Regions from separate parts of the Homo sapiens genome. Here all the other regions are linked to region 2. A link is a loop called in an ENCODE intact Hi-C map of the cell type or tissue named here. Cell type or tissue: OCI-LY7. All regions are shown on one strand. Links, peaks and the distances in the headings refer to the core of each region. The heading gives the core; the rest is flanking DNA.

Region 1 (7,882 bases), core at 1,817-6,816, 260 kb before region 2:
CAAAATCAACTTCACTGGGCCCAAATCAGGAATATTAACACGGCCATGCTTCCTCTGGGCTCTAGGGGAGAATTCGTTCCTTGCCTCTCCCAGCTTCCAGCTGGCACTTGGCTTGTGGCTGCACCACTCCAGTCTCTGCCTCCTGCCTTCTCCTTTTGCGTAATCTCTCTCTGCCTCTCTCTTACAAGGATACTTGTGTTTGCATTTAAAGTCCACTTGAATAATCCAAGACAATCTCCCCATCTCAAGTTCCTTGATCATATCTCTAAAGATCCTTTTTCTGTATATGATAATATTTACAGATTCCAGAGATTAGAGCTTCAGGGGCCATTACTTAGCTTACTACATCCTCATTCTTTGAATACTTCCTTTCTTCCTGAACCAGTAAGATTTTTCACTGCCCTAGTCATGAAATCAGCCATTTCTCTAAGAACTTTTGGTTTCTTTTTAGTGAAGAATGATACTTGGAAGTCAAGATGTAGATGCTAGGTGCACTCATTGCTATGGGTGTGTCGGTCTTGCAAGTCCTTTCAGTAGGACAAGGAAACAAGATATCAACTAGGAAAAATATGTCTGGACACACACACACACAATCATACGTATGATGTACATTCCGAAGTACTGTAGTGGAGTTGGCTCATATGGACTTGCAAAAGCTGCTTGTTAAATATTCAGGAACTTTGCGGGTGGCTGTGAAACTAGTATTATTTCATGCTGGGAGTATTTACACCGTGGAAATCAGCAAATGCTACAAATTAGTGTGTTTTGAAAAACCAAAAAGCCACTATACATATCATAAACACACACATCTACTCTTCTGTCTCTCTTTGTATATCATATATAATATTCACACACACACACACCCTATAGGCTCACACCTCTGACTCTAATTACAGGGTTTGTTCTAGTCTTTCCCCTTTTCATACTTATTGTCTCCAAGAGTAAGAAACCTGGCTCTCACTATTCTCAATATATTTTCTTATTTGCTCAATCTCCTGACCACATGGGCCATCTCCTTGGCCCCATTCTTACTGACCCTGACCTTGAGCTGCAGGCTTTGCCATGACCCTGCCATTCCTGACCATGAGAACCATTTATTTGGCTCTGAACCTAGTTGTCCTGACCTTGTAAGCTACTACCTCAGCCCCAGACCTGCCAGCCCAGATCACCAGAGTCTCCTTGGCCCAGGCTCCACCAGCCCTAAACTCACTTAAACAACTCTTGGCCCCAGCCCTACACATTTTCTTGTTTGTCTATTCTTCCAATTAAAAACGCCCACTTCGTCATTGTTTTTAACTGCCTGATGTTGAGTGGTCAATTTGATTTTTTCACATGGTTGGGTTAAAGACAGGGTTGCCAGATAAAATACAGGATGACCAGTTAAGTTGAATATGGGACATACATACTTATATTTAAAAATTATTTATTGTTTATGTAACTCCAAACTTAACTGGATGCCTTGTGGTTTTATTTGCTAAATCTGGCAATGCTAGTTAGAACTACAAATAAGTGGCCAGGCGCAGTGGCTCACGCCTGTAATCCCAACACTTTAGGAGGCTGAGGTGGGCAGATCACCTGAGGTCAGGAGTTCGAGGCCAGCCTGGCCAACAAGGTGAAATCCTGTCTCCACTAAAAATACAAAAATTAGCTGGGCGTGGTGGCAGGTGCCTGTAACCCCAGCTACTCGGGAGGCTGAGGCAGGAAGAACTGCTTGAACCCGGGAGGTAGAGGTTGCAGTGAGCTGAGATTGTGCCACTGCATTCCAGCCTGGGCAACAGAGCGAGATTCTGTCTCAAAAAAAAAAAAAAAAAAAAAAGAACTACAAGTAAGCATCCTTTAATCCTTCTAATCAGTCCCTGGGTCATCTGAAATACTATACTCAAGTCTGTAACCAAAGACCTCCCTGCACACAATGGGCTCCCAGTGCTTCCTGTACCAAGACCTATTACCTCATACCTCGACAGTCCCACTTTCTGTGCAATAACTTTTCCCCACCCCTGGCCTGCTCAAACTGTTTTTGCTCCCCTCCAAACAACAATCAGAGTTGTAGACAACACAGTTTAGTATACAACTAGAGCATTTGGTTTACTAATTAGCTCTTGTATTTTTATCTTGGAATACTCATAAAAGAGATAAGGCAGCCTCATCAATCCTCCAGGAAGCTTTCCCTTGCTAGATGCCAGTAGTCTCCACACCACAGCATTCTTTTCATTTCTTTCCCATTGTTCTTACCATCTTATATTGCAAACCATCTGTTTAATAGGTTTTGTTATGGACTCATCTACAGGGTAGAATGTTAAGTGTTTGTTTGTTTGTTTGTTTGTTTAAAGGAGGAAAACTCAGAGACAGTAAAGCTACCATACACAAAGCTAACAATACACATACCATATAAAAATTCTGCTTGTATGTAAGTAGAATGCCTCTGAATGGCTGTAGAATAAACTGTTTTCAGTGGTTGCTTTCAACCAAGAGACAGGGGTGGGAGGGAGACTGATTTTTACTATTATTTGTACAGATTTTTTCAAAACCAAATACATATTTTAATTATTCAAGAATATTTAATTTTTTAAGGAGAAATTATATGTTTATGTGTGTGTCTTCCTCATAAGACAGTTAGCTGCTGTTTGAGGTCAGGAACCAGTTCTATTTCAGTTTGTATTCCAAGAGCCCAGCTCTGTGTCCAGGTCAGAGTTATAATATGGGTTCTTACGCTCTTTCTCTGTCTCTCTTATCTTTCCCCACTGATTCATTTCCATTGCTATTGCAGATAGTAGTCAAGTTAAATTAAAATGTATTAAATGGGCCGGGCGCGGTGGCTCACACCTGTAATCCCAGCACTTTGGGAGGCCGAGGTGGGTGGATCACGAGGTCAGGTGATTGAGACCATCTTGGCCAACATGGTGAAACCCCGTCTCTACTAAAAATACAAAAATTAGCCGGGCATGGTGGTGTGCCAGCTACTCAAGTGACTAACGCAGGAGAATCACTTGAACCTGGGAGGTGGAGGTTGCAGTGAGCCGAGATCATGCCACTGCACTCCAGCCTGGGCGACAGAGCGAGACTCTGCCTCAAAAAAAAAAAAAAAAGATATAGAACATTTCTTTCACCCCCAAAAGATTCCATTTGCCCCTTATCCATCAATTTCTACCTCACTTCTACCTCTGGCCACTGGCAACCACATAATAATTACTTTACCATTTATGAATGGATTTTAAATAGATTTAACTATACACATTTAATTTATTAATAGGATAATTTTATTACAAAACGAAAAAAGCAAAAGACTGCCTACAAGAAAGTGCATATTTGATCACATTTTTGCTCCATTTTTTTCCTGACTCTTTATTATTAGAGAATAAATTTAGCATGTAGTGTAAGAAAGGAAAGTGGAGAGGCTGCCTTACCTTCAACAATAATAGCAGTTGTCATTTATTGAGCAATTGTTATGTATCAGGTACCATATTAGCATGTTACATGACTCTTTTCTCATTTGATCCTCACAACAACCCTGAAAGGCAGGTACTTATTATTAAGGATGCTCCATTTTACATGTGACTCTGAAATACCCCTGACCTCAGCTATGGTTAACACAAATGGACTTCACCTTTAGCAATATTCTAAATCTCCGAGCTCTGGATAACCCACCACATGCTTAAGTAGCAACAAAGGCAGGCTTTGCAAACCAAGTCCCCTCCTTGATTCTCAGAAATCATTAAAACTCCCACTGCCACTGCTGCTCGAGGACTGCTGACCTTGTCAATGTCTGAGCTGCCTTCTCCAAGACCTCTTAACTTTTTGTCTGTGTCCCAACTCCTGCAGGGCTGATCTGGAGTCAACTCCTGCAGGGCTGATCTGGGGCCAACCCCTGCAGGGCTGATTTGGGGCCAACTCCCACAGGGCTGATCTGGAGCCAACTCCCACAGGGCTGATCTGGAGCCCTCCTCTCCCTCAGGTGCGTCTGAGTAGCTCACAAAGATCCTCAAACATTCCTAGGGTTTGGAGTCTGTTGTCCCAGAAACAGAAGTCCTCTAGGGGGCAGTGTGAATCAACTCATTGGGCCAACCTAATAAAGTACCTCCGCGCGAGTTAAAATTCTATTACACTTAAAGATGAACCCTGTGGCTCAGAGAGGTTAACGAACTTGGTCAAATCACCAGCTAGTCAGCAGCAGGACTAGGATTCAATCTCAGCCTGTCTGCCTCCAGAATGACTTCTTTTCATTCTGTTGAGCTATCTTCCTAACCATTCATTAGCTTAGAGGGAAAAGGACACAGCCAGTAAACAGCAATTAAATAATTGCAGAGCAACTATTCTGTGCCAGGCACTAATCTATGAAGTGAACAAAAGAGAAAAGATGTCACTTGGGAGAAATGGTGTTCTTTGGGGAAAGCCAGGTCTAAGTTAAAGCAGAGAAGAGATCGAGAATATAGGATTTTGTTGATGACAGACCATGAGTTCTATGCACTATAACCCATTCAATCACTTATGCATTCAGCAAATATTCATGTTTTTTACATCCTTGCACTGTGCTAGGCACTGAAAAATAGAGTGGGGAGCAAATAGACATGAATACTGCAAGTTTACAGTCTAGTGGAGGATTAAACAAATAAATTAATATTTAAATGTATAATTACATATTTTGGTAAGTGCTATGAAGGAAAAAAAGAACAGGATGCTAGAAGAGAGAAAATTAAGGGCCTTACTTTAAGAGATCAACCCTGAAGATTGAGAAGAAGCTGGACAAGTGAAGAATGTTCCAGATAGAGGGAAGAACAAGTACAGAGGCCCTGAAGTGAGAAAAAGTTTAGGGTTTGCTGAAGGTTAATGTAACTGGGGGCCTCTGCCATGACTGGATGATATGCCCCGTTAATTGTATTTAGTACACATAGAAGGGAGTTTCCAAGAAAAGGTGACAAATTGAGCAGACACAAAGGCAGGAAAATTATATGTTGGGGGGTGGGGTAGCAACATGTATGGGGTGCTAACAAGAAATTCTGGTGCTTTTAGGAATAGCAGGTGATAAGGCCAGGTGGTAGAACCTAATAGGCAGGCTGAAGATTTCGATTCTATTTGAAGCAAGAAGGGACTGAACAATCTTAAACAATGGAGTCAAATTTAGGAAGATGAATCTCGGGGAGCAAGGGGATGAACTAGAAGCAGGAATGCCTGTTGGGAAGCCCTTGCAATCATTCAAGCAAGAGCAAAGTAGGGCATGTCTAACGGTAGTGGTACGATGAAGGAACTGCCCCTCCCTTAAATCCAACAAATATAAAATCTCCCAAAGGGCAGAGGAAAGAAGGATTCTCCAGGGAGACTTTGGCAGGAGGGGAAAGTCTGAAATAGCATCTGTGAGATTTTTGGATTCCCATCTCCTTTGGGGGTTCTCTACCTTTGGGCCCCTAACCCTTCATCAAAATGGGAGCAACAAAGCCTCCCAGAAGGGAATGCTGAGCCCCTGGGAAAGGAACAAAATGTTCCCAGGGTCCCAGGGAGGTGATGGCAGCAAGTCCAGCCATGGGAAATGATAATCAAAATCAGCTTCTGAAGCACATCCTCTCCCTCACCTGGAAGCCACTCTCACTCTTCAAATGCTTCTCATTTGAAGACCTTTAGAGGACATTATTTTGTGTTATCTATATACTCTCATTCCCCAGGCATGGAGAAGTAGAAATGGGTAAGAGAAAATATGGGAGAAAGTTTCCTGAGCACAAATTAATAGGACTTAGAATCTAACCTGATTAGATTTGGGGGGTAGAGAAAGAAAGGATAAAAAATAACCGTGGGAGAAGCTAGGGTGTTGGAACAATGGTGGTTTAAGATCTTCTCATTCCCTTTACACCAATTGTACCCTCCCTAAGCAAACTTCCGGTGTTAATTTTGCTTCCCAAGCTGACTTTTCTGTAGAGATACCATTATATTTCTTAAGGTAAATTAGTAATTTGGGCTCTTGTGCCTTAATCACAACCTAGGTGAAATGATAGAATCAAGTTATTGAATTTGCAAATCAGAAATCCTAGCCTAATCAATCAGCTCCTTTGATGATCCACAGTATGGGTCTGTCCTCTTGATCATTTTGTCACTCACAGGACAAAGTCGTGAAAATAGATGGCATCCATGGTCAGTAGGTGTGGAGGGACTACAGTAAAGGAAACTAAAGTTATCCTCTGAAGCTGAACCTTATAGGAGTAATACTAGTGACACTGAGTGCTTACTGTGCATCTGGCCTCATTCTCCGCTCTTTGGATAAATCTCATTAGGACCCACAACTATGAGAATTATGAGACACATGCTGTTACAATGTCCACCTTAAGATGAGGAACCCAAGGCTCAATGAAATTAAATGATCTAAAGGCACACAACGAATAAGCAGTCGGAGCTGGGATCCAAACCTGACAAACCTGACCCTAGAGCCCTCTGGGTTTTACCCATAATGAGAAAAATTTACCTTGACCATAGTAGTTGTCCACAATGTTCCATGAATCTAAACAGATGGATCTTAAAAATGTAACCACTCTAACTCATCGTTTGTGTCTTACTCATGATGTATTGAGAGATATCTAGGTTCACTCAAGCCGGTGGTTGGGTTGGGGGGTATGGGGGGGACCTGGGAGTATCCATAGAACTGGAATATGATAAAGAAAGTTGCAATTAAATTAACTGTATTATAACTTCTGAGGGAGAAAAGAATATAAAACCCAGGACTTGTTTTTTTTCATGATGTATTTTTAGCCTCTAGGACAGTACCTGAAACATGGTAGACTTTCAGTGAATATTTGTTGAGTAAATGAATGATGCCACTCAACACTGTCCTGCAATCTTCCTGCACATATCTAGAATGCATTCTTTTTTTCTCACTCTAAAACAACTCTAACAAAGTTTTTACTGTCTCCTCAAAGGCTCAACATTGCCTTTCTCTACCACCTCAGCTTTCTCTCACAAGTCATGGAGCAAAAAGAAGCACTCAGGCAATGACTCCCAAATCTCCCACTGCCAAATCTATACACCTACTTGCATCTGTACCCATACTCTCCAGATTCCCTCCTTTTGAAATAAAAATACATATCTAATTTCTATTGCAGATCAAACTTCTTGTATTCTGGATGCCATGCCCTCTTGCCTTCTCAAGGACTTTTCTCCTGCAATCCCCCCACCCTGTTTTCTACATTAAATTTTCTCCTATTTTCCTGTATCATTTCCATACACATGCAACCATGCTCTAGAATCTCCTGTTGACATGGTTTGGCTGTGTCCCCACCCAAATCTCATCTTGAATTGTAATTCCCACGCGTTGTGGGAGGTACCTGTGGGAGGTAACTGAATCATGGGGGCAGATCTTTCCTGTGCTGCTCTCATGATAGTGAGTAAGTCTCACAGGATCTGATGGTTTTATAAAGGGGTGCTCCCCTACACAAACTCTCTGCCTGCCACCATGTAAGACACGACTTTGTTTCTTTTTGGCCTTCTGCTGTGATTGTGAGGCTTCTCCAGCCGTGTGGAAGTATGAGTCAATTAAACCTCTTTCCTTTATGAATTACCCAGTCTCGGTTATGTCTTTATTACAGGCATGAGAACATACTAATAAACTTATCTTTAAGAATTCCTTCCAAAACCTCATATCCCCTTAATAGCACAGCCCCGGTTTTATTCTCCTCTTTCTCAGAAAAACTTCTGAAGAGGGTAATTGCCCTGCTCTTTTTACTTTCATATCTCACATTAATTCTTCAATCTTCTTCAGACAGGATTCCATACCAGAGATCTACAGAAACTTCTCTAGTTGAGGTTACCAACCAATACTCATGATGTCACATCAAATGGACATTTGTGTGTCCTCACCTTACCCAAACTCTTGTCAGCAGCCTACAAAGCTGACCATTCAGCTTCT
Region 2 (7,882 bases), core at 887-5,886:
ACAATTGGTTTATCTCTTTTTATTGATACATAATAGATGTACATGTTTTCAGGGTACAAGTGATATTTTGATACATTCACATAATGTGTAATAACCAAATCATGATAATGCTATATCCGTCACCTTAGACATTTATCTTTTCTTTATGCTGGGAATATTTGAATTATTCTCTTCTACCTATTTTGAGATATATGGTAGATTATTATTTACTATAGTCACTGTACTGATTTATTGAACACTAGATCTTATTTCTTCTAACTGTATTTTTGTATTTTTGTTTTTTTTTTGAGACAAGGTCTCGCTGTCATCTAGGCTGGAGTGCAGTGGTGTGATCTCGGCTCATTGCAACCTCTGACTCCTGGATTCAAGCAATTCTCCTGCCTCAGCCTCCCCAGTAGCTGGGATTACAGGCACGTGCCACCATGCCTGGCTAATTTTTTGTATTTTTAGTAGAGATGGGGTTTCACCGTGTTGGCCAGGCTGACTAACTGTATTTTTGTACCCATTAATCAACCTCATTTCTTCCTCCATCCGCCTACCCTTCCTGGCTTCTAGAACACCGATTTACTCTCTCTTCATGAGATCCACTATTTTTTAACTCACTAACATTTGCAGCAACATGGATGGAATTGGAGGTCATTATGTTAAGTGAAACAATTGGTTTCACTTGCATTTTTGCAAGTTTACCAGATTAAAGTAGGCTGGCCTTATAGCAGCAATACCAGGTACTGTGGAATCCAAGTACCCACCACTTAGGTTGACAGCCTTGGGCCTTCTTTCTTTGCCTGTGTAGTGGGGGCATATGCAAGCACAAGGGCAGGGTGGGGGTGTGTAGCAGAGAAAGGGAACAGGTGAGGGTTTAAAAAGTGCATTTTCAAGAAATATTTTAAGAGAAATAAAGGAAGCTGCTTAAATTTTCATGTTGCCTAGAAGACTTTGAAATTGGGTCTAGGGTAAATTTCTTCTCTCTGTATTCAGTTCATTTTGGTTCTGATATTTTAGGACCAGAACTCATATTCCTTTTTAAAAAAGAAGCACTCTGGCTGAGCGCGGTGGCTCACGCCTGTAATCCCAGGCCTTTGAGAGGCCAAGGCGGGTACATCACCAGAGGTCTGGAGTTTGAGACCAGCCTGGCCAACAAGGCGAAACCCCGTCTCTACTAAAATACAAAAATTAGTGGGGTGTGGTAGCACGCGCCTATAGTCCCAGCTACTCGGGAAGCTGAGGCACGAGAGTTGCTTGCACCTAGGAGACGGAGGTTGCAGTGAGCCAAAATCACGCCGCTGCACTCCAGCCTGGACGACAGAGCGAGACTCTGTCTCAAAAAAATAAAATAAAAAGAAGCACTCCGTGGTGTTGCATAGAGTGTTGGTATATATTACATATATGAATGAGTTAACTGGCCCTTATCAGGAAGATGGATGGGAAGTGGGTTCTGGAAACCTTATTCTATACCACATCCTTATATATAGTCCTCAGTTATTGTCCCTCTGTGTTCTAGGGCACTGTGAGGTGAATGCTATTGTACACGTTTTATAGATGAGGAAACTAAGGCTCAGGAAATGTAAGTATCTCTCAGAAGGTCACACAGGTAATCACTGAAGGAGCTGTGCTCAAACCTAAGTCCTACAACTGGCAGAGTGTGGTTGCTCCCACCTGTAATCCCAGTGCTTTGGGAGGCTGAGGCGAGAGGATTCCTTGAGGCCAGGAGTTCACAACCAGCCTAAGCAACATAGGGAGACCTTGTCTTTAAAAAAATTAAAAAATTAGCTGGGCATGGTGTTGCATGCCTGTAGTCCCAGCTACATGGGAGGCTGAGGTGGGAGAATCGCTTGAGGCGAGGAGTTTGAGGTTACAGTGAACCATGATCTTGCCTCTGCATTCCAGCCTGGGCAACAGAGTGAGAGACCCTGTCTGTAAAGAATAAAATGAAATAAAAGTAACTACACCATTTCCCCATGTTTTCAGCCATATAAGTAACATTTGTCTCTTTTATTTTTCTTTTCTCTAATTTCAGAATATTTTATGGAACATGTAGTTATTCACTAATAAATCTAGTGGCTCAAAACTAAAAGAGATTGAGTATCTGGGATATAACTATCACTATATTCACTGGGAAAAGGTTTCACAAGGGATGTCAGGTAGGGATTTGGTGGGGAGAAGAGGCTGTTCTTTGGCTTTTCATGAAAATACAGTTGCCTGTATTTCTGTACTGAGGCCTTGTCAGTGGCTTCAGAGTCACCCCAAGGCTCCAAGTCTTAGCCTTGCATTCCTCAGAAGCAAAAAGACTTTAAGTACGCTGGAGTGGGAGCTGTGACAGTGGCTTAGATGATTGGGAATTGCCTTTTCCCATCTTAAGGCCAGGAAGCAAACAGTGTAACATTTCACAGCTGACTTTTAATTTTTAATGAATGTGTTTGGCTTCTGACTTTGTTAGCAAACAAATACATCTTAACTTGTCTTATGAGTTCTAGACTCTGGAATCTAGAGCAAAGGAAAAGTGCTTTAAGAAACATGAAATATTAACTTGGTGCCATTTTAAATCTTATATAACTTAGATCTTATTGGAGTTCCTTTATGAAAACTGTAACCTAAAATGGATATACCACATGTTAAGAAACCCCATTTACATCAGTTTAGGGTTTTCATTTTGTGTTTGACGTGACACTCTCCCACATGAAACAAGTGTGCGAATCATTTTTGTGTTTATTAGATACATGGCGGACCAACTATGTAAATCCATCTAGGAATGTGAAGGGACTAAATATCTTTTTAGAAGGTAAATCGGAGCTTGTGATAGCAATAAGGTATTGGGATAAAATTTCAGGCGGAGAGCACCACCTGGTGGTAATAAGGAGAATGTGAGCCTTCTGTTGCAGTATTTGCGATAGTAAATAAGTGATATCTTTGTCAAAAAATTACATTCTTATTTGTAATAATCATGAATTCAAATTTCTAAAACTAATTTTCTGCCACACAATTCTAGCATTCCTTCATTAAAACTGCTGTCAAAACCTTCAGGCTGGCCAGGCACAATGGCTCACACCTGTAATCCCAGCACTTCGGGAGGCCAAAGTGGGAGAATTGTTTGAGGACAGGAGTTCAAGACCAGCCTGGGCAACATAGTGAGACCTAGTCTCTACAGTAAATAAAAATATTAGCCAGGCAGGGTGGCACACGCCTATAGTCCCAGCTACTCCAGAGGCTGAGGCAGGAGGATCGCTTGAGCCCAGGAAGACGAGGCTGCAGTGAGCTATGATCGTGCCACAGCACTCCCTGTCCGGGTGACAGCGAGACTGCCTCTAAAAATAAAAATTAAAAAATTAAAAACCTGCTAGCTAACCAAATAATTGTCTGTGTCCTAAAGAACTGAAGTCTTGTGCTCGTTGTCGTTCCAAGCGTAGGCCCTGTTTATCTCTGTAGAAAATCAGTGTCTTTTCACCTCTTTATTGCATCCTCTAATTTTTATATCACACTTATTTTATGTGGTAAATTTCTGCCAAGTGGGATAATGGAGAAGGAAGTATTTCTGATTTTTTAGTAAGTTTTTGGCAGGTTTCATATAAGTCATTTTTCTTTCCTGGGTAAAAATTATGAAGAGGAGTATGATAATTTTTCAGAGTGATTATTAGGATGAGTAACACTGGCAGGGGATGGGAGATTCTGTAACAGTTTTGAATTAAAATTCATATTTGAGATTTCTTTTTTGTTGCTATAAGCATCTTTATTATTTGGCAATCTTGAAACAAGATACTTCAGTAGTTGAGTAAAGTAGGAACATCAGCCTAAGGGGAAAAGATCCTATTAAGTTAATGCGAATGCATATTTTATAGGCCTGGGGTTGGGGGGAAGATAAACACAGTTTCAATTACAGGTTGAGCCATGGACAAGCATGCCATATCTATCTTTTTTCCTGGTAGGAAAACCGAATACAGGCCACCACTAAAAAGTGGTGAATACAGGCCCATCACCACTAAAACGTCTCTTGGGAGAGGACTGTTTATGTAAGGTGCTCGGCCAAATAGAATATGACATGGCTTTGCACTCCTGGGATTTTTCTTAATATAAGTAACAGTCTTATAACATCTGCGTTTCAACACTCATATTAGCAGACACTGTAAAAAAATTGTACCATGCACAAATGCCCACTTATTATATAATTCTTTTTATATTAAATGCCCAGAATTGGCAATCCATAGAGATAAAAAGTAGATTCATAGTTGCCAGGGGCTGGGAGGAAGAGCTGGGAGAAAATGGGTAGTGCCTGCTAATGGGTTTGTGATTTCTTTTGGACTAATGAAAATGTTCTGGAATTAGATAGTAGTAATCATTGCACAACTGTGTGAATATATTAAAAACCACTGTATTGTACACTTAAATTTAAACTAAAGAAAAGCTGACACATGGAGGAATGAGCAGAGTCAATAAACAGGTGGTTATGGTAAAAATTATTTCACTTATGTTCTAGCAGAAATGTCTGATAATCTAATATTGTAGTTTAGGCCTTGAATGTTGTAATTTGTACTTTATTGCCCTGTTCCTGACTTTCACAGGGCCGCGATGGGCCTCTTGGAACATTGGTGTGTTCATCTGCATTCGATGTGCTGGAATCCACAGGAATCTGGGGGTGCACATATCCAGGGTAAAGTCAGTTAACCTCGACCAGTGGACTCAAGAACAGATTCAGGTACTTAGCCCAAGAGTGAGTCAGCTGCTTCCATATATCTATGTAAAAGGAATTCCAGATGAATTTCAGTCAAACCTGGCACAAAGGTGAAGATAAAGGAAAATTTAGTTGTTAAACACTTAACATCAGATTCTTGTACCCTAACAGAAATTTTTATTCTTTCTATTTAAGATACAAGTTATTCTACCTATATTTTACCTCCTTAAAAACAGAAATAGTCTACGGTCTAGGATTCCATGGGCCCACGAAAGTATTAAGAGGGATCTTTGGGTGATTTTCTAAGACTCTTAGCATTTGCAGGTCTAAAATTTATAGTTTCAAATATTCACTTTTGGTCGGGCACGGTGGCTCATGCCTGTAATCCCAGCACTTTGTAAGGCCGAGGTGGGTGGATCTCTTGAGTCTAGGAGTTCAAGACCAGCCTGGGCAACAGAGTGAGACACCTGTCTCTACAAAATAAAGAATTAAAAAATTAGCTGGGCCTGGTGGTACGTACCTGTAATCCCAGCAGTTTGGGAAGCTGAGGTGGGAGGATTGCTTGAGCCCAGAAGTTGAAGCTGCGGTTAGTCATGATCATGCCATTGCACTCTAGCCTGAGCAATAGAGTGAGACCCTGTCTCAAAAAAATAAATAAATAAAAATTCACTTTTTAAAAAAACCTCCAAATCATAGACTTATGGGAAAATTTTATTACTAAAATGCATACATGAATCTTTTTTTTAAGACAGAGAAAATATTTTAATGGTACATAATATTAAAATGTATCCATTTTTGTAAACTCATCATTTCTGATATTTTTAGACACATACAAATGTGGAATTAGATAACATTTAAAATTTCAAAAATTTTAAATAAATTTAAACATAATTAACCTTAAAAGTATATTAAATAGGACAATGTGTATATTAGATTTATTGTTATCATCTTTAAAAAGCTGTAACAGCTGGAATGCATACATGAATCTTGCATGCTGTTAGCTTGGTGGGCTTGGAGTGAGACTCCTAAGTTAATGAGTCTGGCTGGCCTAAGAGCTGTACCTTGATATAGCTTCATTATTTTTTATTCTCTTCCTACATTGAAACGCTTTAATTTCAATTTTTTCTTTCTTGGGAGTAAAAGGGAAGCCCCCCGCCCCCCAAATCCAGTTGCTAAAGTTGGTAATGGAAATCAGAGGTTACGCTTAACCAGAAAATGGCTTTAGAAATTGCTTTAGATTGTATTTATAGATGTATTAAAGGTCTAAAAAGGTGAGTTACATTTTTCAGTTACACTTCACTCTGTTTTATGAAGGAAATTATATGCCATGGAGATAGTCGGGAATTTGGAGATTTAAAAAGCTCTTGGGATTTATCCCTCACAAGTGTTAAGGAGTCTACTTAAAAGCCTAATGGGAAACACATTTATTGGAATTGATTAATAGTATAAACTCAGAATGATAACACTGATCATTGCCTGCCAAGTAGACATTTTAATTGGTAGCTGTGTATCTAAGAGTTTCAAATGAGATCTTGATTTATTACTGAATTGAATGTATCTTGGTACACAAATATTTCAGTAAAAGGAACCTATGGAGTGGGGGAAAGACAGCTTGGGGCAAATGATTGGGAAATCCTAGTAAGGTAGAGGGAATCATGAATTGGAAATCAGAATACACAAGTTTAAATGTTGGTTCTGACACTCTCTAGGTTGGTTCTTCAATTGTACAGTAGTGGAATTGGGTGAGAAGTTTTTCAGTTCTTTCTTGATCTGACGTTCCATGTTTCTACATTCTCTTTGGTCACAGTGCATGCAAGAGATGGGAAATGGAAAGGCAAACCGACTTTATGAAGCCTATCTTCCTGAGACCTTTCGGCGACCTCAGATAGACCCGTATCTTTTCTGGAGCAACTTAGAAGGCTGAGTGGTATTTTGATGCTTGGGGAGAGTCAGACAAGACTCCAGTCCTGTAATGTGACTGGGTCATCTCTATGTGGATTAGTCAGTGTCCTTGCTTGTCCTCTGTCCTGCAATCAAGGTGCACAAAAAGCACATGTATTTGTGAATGTCGGAATTGTCATACGGTGTCACTTGAAGAAGACTCACTCTGGAATTAAGACTGCAGTGATTTCACTGTGAATTCTTCTATAAAGTTACATCTCCACTAGTTTATTTTGGATCTCTGAAACTATTGTTTGATTAAAAAGAGTAGTTCATTGTGCTCTGTTAACCCTGGCAGTCAGCAAAATTGCCATTCATTTTTATCATCTTTTTATGTCTTGGGTGAAAGAATTAACTGTTGTTTACCAGTTTGTCAATAACCAATAACTTTCTTCCACCATCTGTTCAACAGAGCATAGCACCTAGGACACAAAACCAAATCCCTTAAAGGCAGTGCTTCTCAAAATGTAGTTTGTAGATCATCTTGTTAAGGTTCTTTTTTTTTTAATGGGTTCAGGTGGAACCTGTTAAATGCAGATTTGGGGCCTTGCAGAAGACCCACTGGTCAGAATTTGGCAGTGGGGCACAAGAGTTTATGTTTTTAAGGGGCACTTACGTGCCTTTGTTTGAGGCCTATTGACCTAAGTGCTTTAAAATAGACATTTGACTGCTTTACCTATATTCTAGAACAGCCACATACAGCCTCTAATGTCAGTTTGAAGGTTAATTCCACTTGCTGCTATCATCACGCTGAAGGGAAAGCATAGGAAGTAATGATTCCCTGCTTTAACTGTGAAAGAGGCATTTTAAGGTTTTGGTCAGAGAAATTGCATATGAAGAGGCAGGAGCCATGTGGGGAAACCAGGCAAGAGGGAAGGAGGAGAACAATGCTCCGTGGAACACAATTGATCTTTTATCTTCTTGCTGTTTGAGAGGCTTGTTGGATTCATCCTTAATAAGCTTTTTGCAGAGCTGTTGAAGGATTTATTCGAGACAAATATGAGAAGAAGAAATACATGGACCGAAGTCTGGACATCAATGCCTTTAGGGTTGGTTATACATCTTTCAAGTTTTGTCCACAATAAGTAATGTGCTTATTAAATCAGGCCAGAGAACACGTTGAAGAACTGCTACCAAAACACTCCAAAACCATCTTTTAAAAAATGCAAAAGTAGACCAGGTGTGGTGGCTCATCCCCTAATCCCATCACTTTGGGAGGCTGAGGTGGGAGGATCACTTGAACCTAGAAGTTTAAGACCAGCCTGGGCAACAAAGAAA
Region 3 (7,882 bases), core at 1,817-6,816, 67 kb before region 2:
ATGGGGTTTCACCATGTTGGCCAGGCTGGTCTCGAACTCCAGACCTCAGGTGAACCACCCGCCTTGGCCTCCGAAAGTGCTAGGATTATAGGAGTGAGCCACTGCGCCCGGTCTAAGTCTAGTTTTTATTTTGCTCCTGGTCATAGGCTATATCTCTTAACTCAGGATACAGGGTTTTCTCCTTAGGTATAGTCCTTTTGGGGTTTTGATGGACTGTCTTTTACCAAGCCCTGATAATGTGGCAGAATTTCAACTTCAAATTGTCTTCCTTGCAGTGAGCAGCAGCTAAAATCTTTGCTCATTAATTTCATCCTTCCAGCTATTGGTTTCCCCGCTGAGTGACTTGGAGTCTTATTTGTGCATGTGCGATTCAAGGCTTAGCTCAGGATTTGAGGAAGTTTATGTGCAGATTTTTGGTTATTTTCTCTGGATCTTTTGTTTCTGGGGTTTCTCCCTCAATTTTCAGTCACTGTAACAGCCTGAACTCTATCTTCTGATTTAATTGACAAATTAAGTTCTGAATTTCTGCTCGAATTCTAGCTTTCTGCGCTGTGGAAACTGAAGAATTTTCCCTGGTGGAAAATCCATATAAATGTGGATCATACCCAGTGTGGTTCCCTTATTTGAAACACGGAATCTCCTTCCAGCTTATGCCTGGTTTTCGTCACTTTACAGTGCCTTAATTCAGTTTTTATTTTTTATCATTGCCAAATATTTTTAGCAGAATTTATAGTTGTTATCTATGAGGGAGTTAGTCAGATACAATCTACTCTGCCATTACCAGAACTAGAACTCAGCCCAGTTTAAGAACTAACAAAATTTAGTGAGCACCTTCTTTGTACTAAATATGTACAACATTGGTCAAAATAGATACAGCCCCTAGCTTCACAGAGCTCACACTTAGGGTAGGGGTTCAGATAAGACAGAAGTGTGCTGACAGCTACATTAGAGGAAACTTGTGGGACTATCGGGACCTAAAGTGTAGTGATATCAGCTCTCTAAGAAACATTTTGGGCCAGGCGCGGTGGCTCACGCCTGTAATCCCAGCACTTTGGAAGGCTGAGTTGGGTGGATACCTGAGGTCAGGAGTTCAAGACCAGCCTGGCCAACATGGTGAAACCCCCGTCTCTACTAAAATTACATAAATTAGCTGGGCGTGATAGTGCACACCTGTAATCCTAGCTATTCAGGAGGCCGAGGCAGAGAATCGCTTGAACCTGGGAGGTTGCGGTGAGATGAGATTGCGCCATTGTACTCCAGCCTGAGCAACAAGAGCGAAACTCCGTCTCAAAAAACAAACAAACAAAACCACGTCTTGCTAGAGATCCTATTTGCAGCCTGTCTCAGAGATCCTTAGCTCAAATTTAAAACCTCCTTGATGAGTTTCAAGTGAAGGCTAAGTTTTAAAGGAAAAAATCTTAAGGTTTTTGTTGTTGTTTTGTGTCTTTTTTTTTTTTTTTTTTTTTTAAGAGATAAGGCCCCACTATGTTTCTCAGGCTGGTCTTGAACTCCTGGGTTCATGTGATTCTCCTGCCTTGGCCTCCCAAAATGTGAGGATTACAGGCGTGAGACAGTGTATCAGGCCCTTCTTGAGCTTTTCTTTCACTCCTCTCTTCTTCCTCTTCCTTCTTTTCTCTCTTTTCCCTTTCCTTTCTTCCTCTTTCCCTTTCTTCTTTCCAAAGTATTTACCGAACACTTTCTCTGTTATCTAGGCACTGTTCTGTTTAATATAGAAGGTGCAATTATCCTCAGCAAACTCCTGTTGATCCTTAAAGACACCACATCCAGAAAGTCTCTCCAGGATCAACAAGCTGGATTAACACAGAGAACATGAGTGAAAACTATTTTTATTTTTTTATCCTACAAATATTTGTTGAGGACGTTATGTGTCAGGCCTGTAGTGTGAGAAGATAATTAAATGATGTCATCATGAAGGCAGCAGCTAAGAACTACCATTTATTATTATTATTATTATTATTATTATTATTATTATTATTTTCATTATTTGGAACCAAATCTCACTCTGTTGCCCAGGCTGGAGGGCAATGGCACGATCTCAGCTCACTGCAACCTCGGTCTCCTGGGTTCAAGCGATTCTCTGCCTTAGCTTCCCAAGTAGCTGGGACTACAGGCCTGCACCACTACGCCTGGATAATTTTTGTATTTTTAGTAGAGATGGGGTTTCACCATGTTGGCCAGGCTGGTCTTGAACTCCTGATCTCAGGTGATCCACCCGCCTCGGCCTCCCAAAGTGTTGGGATTAGAAGCGTGAGCCACTGCGCCCGGCCGAGAACTACCACTTATTATTAATGGTGATCATTAATTTTTTTTTTTTGAGACGGTGTCTTGCTTTTGTTGCCCAGGCTGGAGTGCAATGGCACGATCTCGGCTCACTGCAACCTCTGCCTCCCGGGTTCAAGCGATTCTCCTGCCTCAGCCTCCCGAGTATCTGGGACTACAGCTGTGTGCCACCAAGCCCAGCTAATTTTTTGTATTTTTAGTAGTGATGGAGTTTCATCCTGTTAGCCAGGATGATCTGGATCCTCTGACCTCGTGATCTGCCTGCCTCGGCCTCCCAAAGTGCTGGGATTACAAGTGTGAACCTCACCCAGCCTATCTTCAGAACTTCTATCAGATTATTTTGAAGGTGTGTGAACATATTTTTATTTGTTTGTTAAACCTTGAAGGTGGATTGGATTTGAGAAATAGCTACTAGTTGTTCAAGACCAAGTTGGGTGAAAGATAATGGGTCAGAAATTATAATCTGGTAGTCCTCAATTTTCTTTGATTTGCTTATAATGTTTTTTGAGATGGAGTCTCACTCTGTTGCCCAGGCTGGAGTGCAGTGGTGTGATCTCGGCTCACTGCAACCTCTGCCTCCTGGGTTCAAGCAATTCTCCTGCCACAGCCTCCAGAGTAGCTGGAATTACAGGCACCCGCCACCATGCCTGGCTAATTTTTTTGTATTTTTCATAGAGACAGGGTTTCACCATGTTGGCCAGGCTGGTCTCGAACTCCTGAACTCAGGTGATCCTCCCGCCTCAGCCTCCCAAAGTTTTGGGATTACAGGCGTGAGCCACCACGCCCAGCAGTGACTGTTAATTTTGTGTACTGATTTTACGTGTCATCTTGACTGGACTAAGGGATATTAGCTGGTAGAACATTATTTCTGGGTGTGCCTTTGAGGGTGTTTCTGGAAGAGTTAACGTTTGAATCAGTAGACTGAGAGCAAAGAAGATCCACCTTCATCTATGTGAGTGGGCAGCATCCAGTCCATTGAGGGCTTGAATAAAAAGGCAGAGGAAGGGTGAATTCTCTCTGTCCTTGAGCTGGGACATCTATTTTCTCCTCCCCTTGGACATCGGAGCTCCTGGTTCTTGAACCGGTTTCCCTCCCCAACCCCACTCTCAGGCCTTCCACTGGGGACTAAATTACGCTACCGGCTTTCCTGGTTCTCAGCTTGCAGACAGTTTATCATTGGACTTCTTGGCCTTTGTAATCGCATGAGCCAACGCCCGTAATAAATTTCCTCTTACGTTATCTATATATATCCTATTGGTTCTGTTTCTCTGGAGAATCCTGACAAATACAACAATAATGCTTATCATTTAAATATTTATATTATCATAATTATTGTGTTTATAACAATATTTATTAAGCACTTGCTATATGACAGATATTGTATCAGTGTGGTACATGCATTTTGTCTTTAACTCCTCACAACCGCTCAACGAGGTAGGTCCCTTGATTATCCTCATTTTATTTATTTATTTATTTTTAATAGAGAAGAGGTCTCACTATGTTGTCCAGGCTGGTCTTGAACTCCTGGGCTCAAGCGATCCTCCCACCTTGGCCTCCCAAAGTGCTGGGATTACAGGCGTGAGCCACTGTGCTGGGCCTATCCTCATTTTATTTACAAGAAGACTGAAGCTTAGAGGTGTGAAGTGATTTCCCCAAGGACACACACCTGTTTTCCCACAGTTTCTAGCTCTGGATAGGTCTCAGTAACATACATTTTCCCCACTTTCCACTACAGCCACAGCATAGGGTTGTGCATTTTAGGATCTGCACAAAAAGGGAGGACAGAGGAGTGGGGCTGAGACCCAGCCTGGAGATGTTTGCCGCAATATTTTATTTTGCTGGTTCTAGCTTTCTTAGAGAACTCTTAGGATCTTCTGTTTGACTTGAGCCCTGGGCTGCTCCAGTTTACACTCCTCAGATCTCTAAATTTATTTATTTATTTATTTATTTTTTGAGACCAGCTCTGACTGTTGCCCAGGCTGGGGTGCAGTGGCGCCATCTCGACTCAGTGCAACCTCTGCCTCGTGGGTTCAAACCTCAGCTCCTGCCTCAGCCTCCTGAGCAGCTGGGATTATAGATGTGCACCACCACGCCCGGCTAATTTTTGTATTTTTAGTAGAGACGGGGTTTCACCCTGTTGGCCAGGCTGATCTCGAACTCCAGGCCTCATGTGATCCACCTGCCTCTGCCTCCCAAAGTGTTGGGATTACCGGCGTGAGCCACGACGCCCGGCCAAATCTCTAATTTCTAACCTTCCAATCTTCCAGTCGTTTCTTCCCACCTCCGATAGGAAGGAGAGGTGGGCTGCAGGGCAGGAAGAAAAGGCCCAGCTCCCTTCCCCACCAGTTGCTCCTTTAGACCGACTCCAGGTGAGCAGTAAATCAGGCTGGCTGGTGCTCTGGCGGCACCTAGTGGTCCTCTGCGGCAGCACACCATGATGACAGCTTGACAAGACGAATTAAAAGCCCCTTTCTCCAGGAGCTGCTAGCGAGATGAAACGGGCATAGAGGCAGATAAAGCACTGTGGGAACCCAGCGAGGGAGCAGTCGTGGTTTCTGGGGAGTTAGAACTTAGAATTTGGATTCAGCTAGACTTGGATCCTGGTTCTACCACATACTGACTGTGACCTTGGGCAAGTCATTTCATCTCTTTAAGCCTCAGTTTCCTCATTTGTGAGATGGGGAGAATAGTGTCTCTTGATGACCATGAAGTACTTAGCACAGTGCCCAGAACGCTTTGGATATTTGTTTTCGGCAGAAGGGAACTTCGTTTTGTTTGTTTGAGATGTAGTTTCGCTCTTTCGCCCAGGCTGGAGTGCAGTGTCGCAATGTCTGCTCACTGCAACCTCTGCCTTCCGGTTTCAAGCGATTCTTCTGCCTCAGCCTCCCAAGTAGCTGGGAATACAGGCGCCCGCCACCACACCCGGTTAATTGGCAGAAGGAACTTTGTAAGAAAGGCAGGGAGTGGGATGAATGTTCAGAAAACAGAGTAGGTGACAGATGATCCCCCTTCCCTGCTAGAGAAGAGCAAACACAGCTGGTCAGTCCCGTGGAGCAAGTTGGGGCAGGGGCTGAGTCTCTTAATTACAGCACAGTGAGACGACCTAGAACCCCTTCCTGGAAACAGCTGCCCATTCTGGGCTGAGCCAGAGTGCTAAACAGGTTTGCTCACCTGGCCTCTGGCTGCCCTCTTATGCCTGGCAGAAAATACCAACCATCAGCTTCCCACAGGTGCTTCTCTCTCCAGCTAGAACAGAGCAACTCCAAACTCCTCAGAATTGCCAATCCTGACCCTGGTTTCATCTGACCTCCCACTTGTTCCATCTGATTCCTTCCCAGTGCTGGTCCAACACTGATAAGCTTTAGTGTCCGCTTACATGAACTACACTCTCCTGGCTTTCCTCCTACCTCTCCAGCTGTTCTTTCTCAGGCCCCTTGCAGATTTCTTTTCTCTGCACACCCTTACTTAGCACTCTACAAGGTCCTGTCCTATCTTCTTATTCTTTATACTCTTCCTGGGCCATCTTATCCATCGGGTTGACTTTAACTGCTGCCTATATGTTTTCCTGAGTCTCAGACCTGCTTATCCAACTGCTTCTCAGATGTTCCACAGGCACCACCAAACTGACATGTCCCAAATGAAATTATCTTCTTGCCCACAAACCTGTTCCTCTTCCTGTGTGGCCTACACAGCCAGTGGTCCCACCCTCTGCCCTATTGCATAAGCCAAAACTATGGATGTCATCCTGGAGAAGAGACTTCCCTCTCTCCTCCCCGAGAAATATTATCGCCTTGTCCCAGTGACTATACCTCATAGGTGTTTAATCCATCCACCTCTCTCCATCCCCACTGCACCTACCTTATTCAGCATACCATCCTCTTTTGCTTGGGGGTATTGCAACTGCCTCTTATTTTAACTCCTTGCTTCCAGTTTTGCTCCATTGTTTTTCCTCTGTGTTCCTTTCTGGAGGCTCAAGGAGATAACTCATTGCCCAGCCTTTCCCACCTTCTAGAGGCTTCCCACATTTCTTGGTTTCCCCTTCCTCCATCTTCAAAACCAACAAAGTTACATCTTACTGACCATACTATAGTAAAATCTCCCTGTGCTTCTCTCTTCTGTCTTCCCCTTCCACTTTTTTTTTTTTTTTTGATGGAGTTTCACTCTTGTTGCCCAGGCTGAAGTACAATGGTGTGATCTCGCCTCACTGCAACCTCCGCCTCCCAGGTTCAAGTGATTCCCCTGCCTCAGCCTCCTGAGTAGCTGGGATTACAGGTGCTTGCCACCACGTCTGGATAATTTTGTATTTTTAGTAGAGACGGGGTTTCACCGTGTTGGCCAAGCTGGTCTTGAACTCCTGACCTCAAGTGATCTGCCTGCGTCAGCCTCCCAAAGTGCTGGGACTACAGGCATGAGCCACCACGCCCGGCCCCCTTTCCACTTTTAAGGACCTTGTGATTATATTGGGCCTATTAGGTAATGTAGGATAATCTCCCTGTCTCATAATCCTTAATTTAATCAATTCTTCAAAGTCCCTTTTTGCCATGTAATGTAACAGATTCACAGGTTCTGGAGGCATCTTTGGTAGATCATTATTCTGCCTACCACAGACCATTCTCTGGCCCCAGTATTCATACCTGTCTCACGAACAAAATGCATTCACCTTATTCCAAGGTCCCTAAAAATCTCAGCCCATTAAAGTATCAACTCAAAGTTCAAAGTCTCATTTAAATCTCATTAGCTCAAGAGTTTCAGATTTATCATGGATATTATCTAAATTAGGTTTTGGATGAGACTCAGCATAATCTATCCTGGGGCAAAGTTTCTCTCCACCTGTGGACGTGTGAAACTAGAAAATAAGCTTCTGCTTCCAAAATACGATACTGGGTCTAGCATAGGATAACACTAATAGACATTCCCATGTAAAAAGAGAGAAAGGAAGAAATAGAGGAGTCACTAGTCCCAAGCAATTTCAAAATTAAGTTAGACAAACTCCATTAGGTTTCAAAGCCTGGAAATAATACTTTGCAGCTCAAAGCTCTGCCCTCTGGGATCACAGCTCTGTCCTCTTAGTCATTCTTCCTTTTTCATGAAAGGTTCAGCACATGGCTGCAGCTGGGTGGTTTTATCAACTTGTTTCCTGCCTGTAGAATTTGGGGGATCTTATAGCCTTCTTTCATTTCATACCCTCTCTATCCTGTACAGTCCAAGCTCAAGTGTTTCTGCTGGTATAAAATTCTCAAGAACCCCGTGGATCTCTCATGTATGTCACTCCATTAGACAAAATGCTCCTTTGCAGATCTTCGCTTGATAAGCCCGTTTCTATTTCTGTCTTCTGTTGAGGTAGCTGAGGGGATATATGAGTCTCACACTTAATCTCTTCAAAAAACCTCTTATGTGACAGAATACTCTGAACTTTTTTTTTTTTTTGACAGTGTCTTGCTCTATTGCCCAGGCTGGAATTCAGTGGTGCAACCACAGTTCACTGCAGCCTTGACTCTCCAGGCTCAAACAATCCTCCCACCTCAGTCTCCCAAATAGCTGAGACTACAGGCAAGCACCACCTACCCAGCTAATTTTTGTT

The links. Peaks named below come from ENCODE experiments on the same cell type or tissue, not always from the same donor. Only the 100,000 strongest peaks of a DNase experiment are listed, where the experiment ranks them.
Region 1: it touches region 2 in a loop (7-fold over the local background); 93 of 110 quality-filtered maps call a loop at or near these places.
Region 3: a loop joins it to region 2, with 7 times the contacts of the local background. A loop is called at or near these places in 73 of 110 quality-filtered maps.

The regions. Positions count from the first base shown.
Region 1 is chr1:40,140,155-40,148,036 of GRCh38, forward strand. It overlaps LOC105378671 (a long non-coding RNA gene), which reads right to left. Exons shown (of 3, transcript XR_947232.3): 3 at 7,547-7,882. Among named protein-coding and RNA genes, the nearest start is that of RLF, 17 kb to the right of the region's middle. RefSeq lists an enhancer at 3,824-3,923. In OCI-LY7, for the core only: CTCF peaks have their summits at 4,025 (motif pointing right) and 4,226; a DNase peak (open chromatin) is centred at 4,057.
Region 2 is chr1:40,402,183-40,410,064 of GRCh38, forward strand. It overlaps SMAP2 (small ArfGAP2), which reads left to right. Exons shown (of 10, transcript NM_022733.3): 2 at 4,554-4,687; 3 at 6,471-6,556; 4 at 7,575-7,653. Among named protein-coding and RNA genes, the nearest start is that of SMAP2, 32 kb to the left of the region's middle. In OCI-LY7, for the core only: CTCF peaks have their summits at 2,851 (motif pointing left) and 3,059; a DNase peak (open chromatin) is centred at 2,829; H3K27ac peaks cover 1,199 bases.
Region 3 is chr1:40,334,179-40,342,060 of GRCh38, forward strand. No RefSeq gene overlaps it. Among named protein-coding and RNA genes, the nearest start is that of COL9A2, 21 kb to the left of the region's middle. In OCI-LY7, for the core only: a CTCF peak has its summit at 4,722 (motif pointing left); a DNase peak (open chromatin) is centred at 4,723.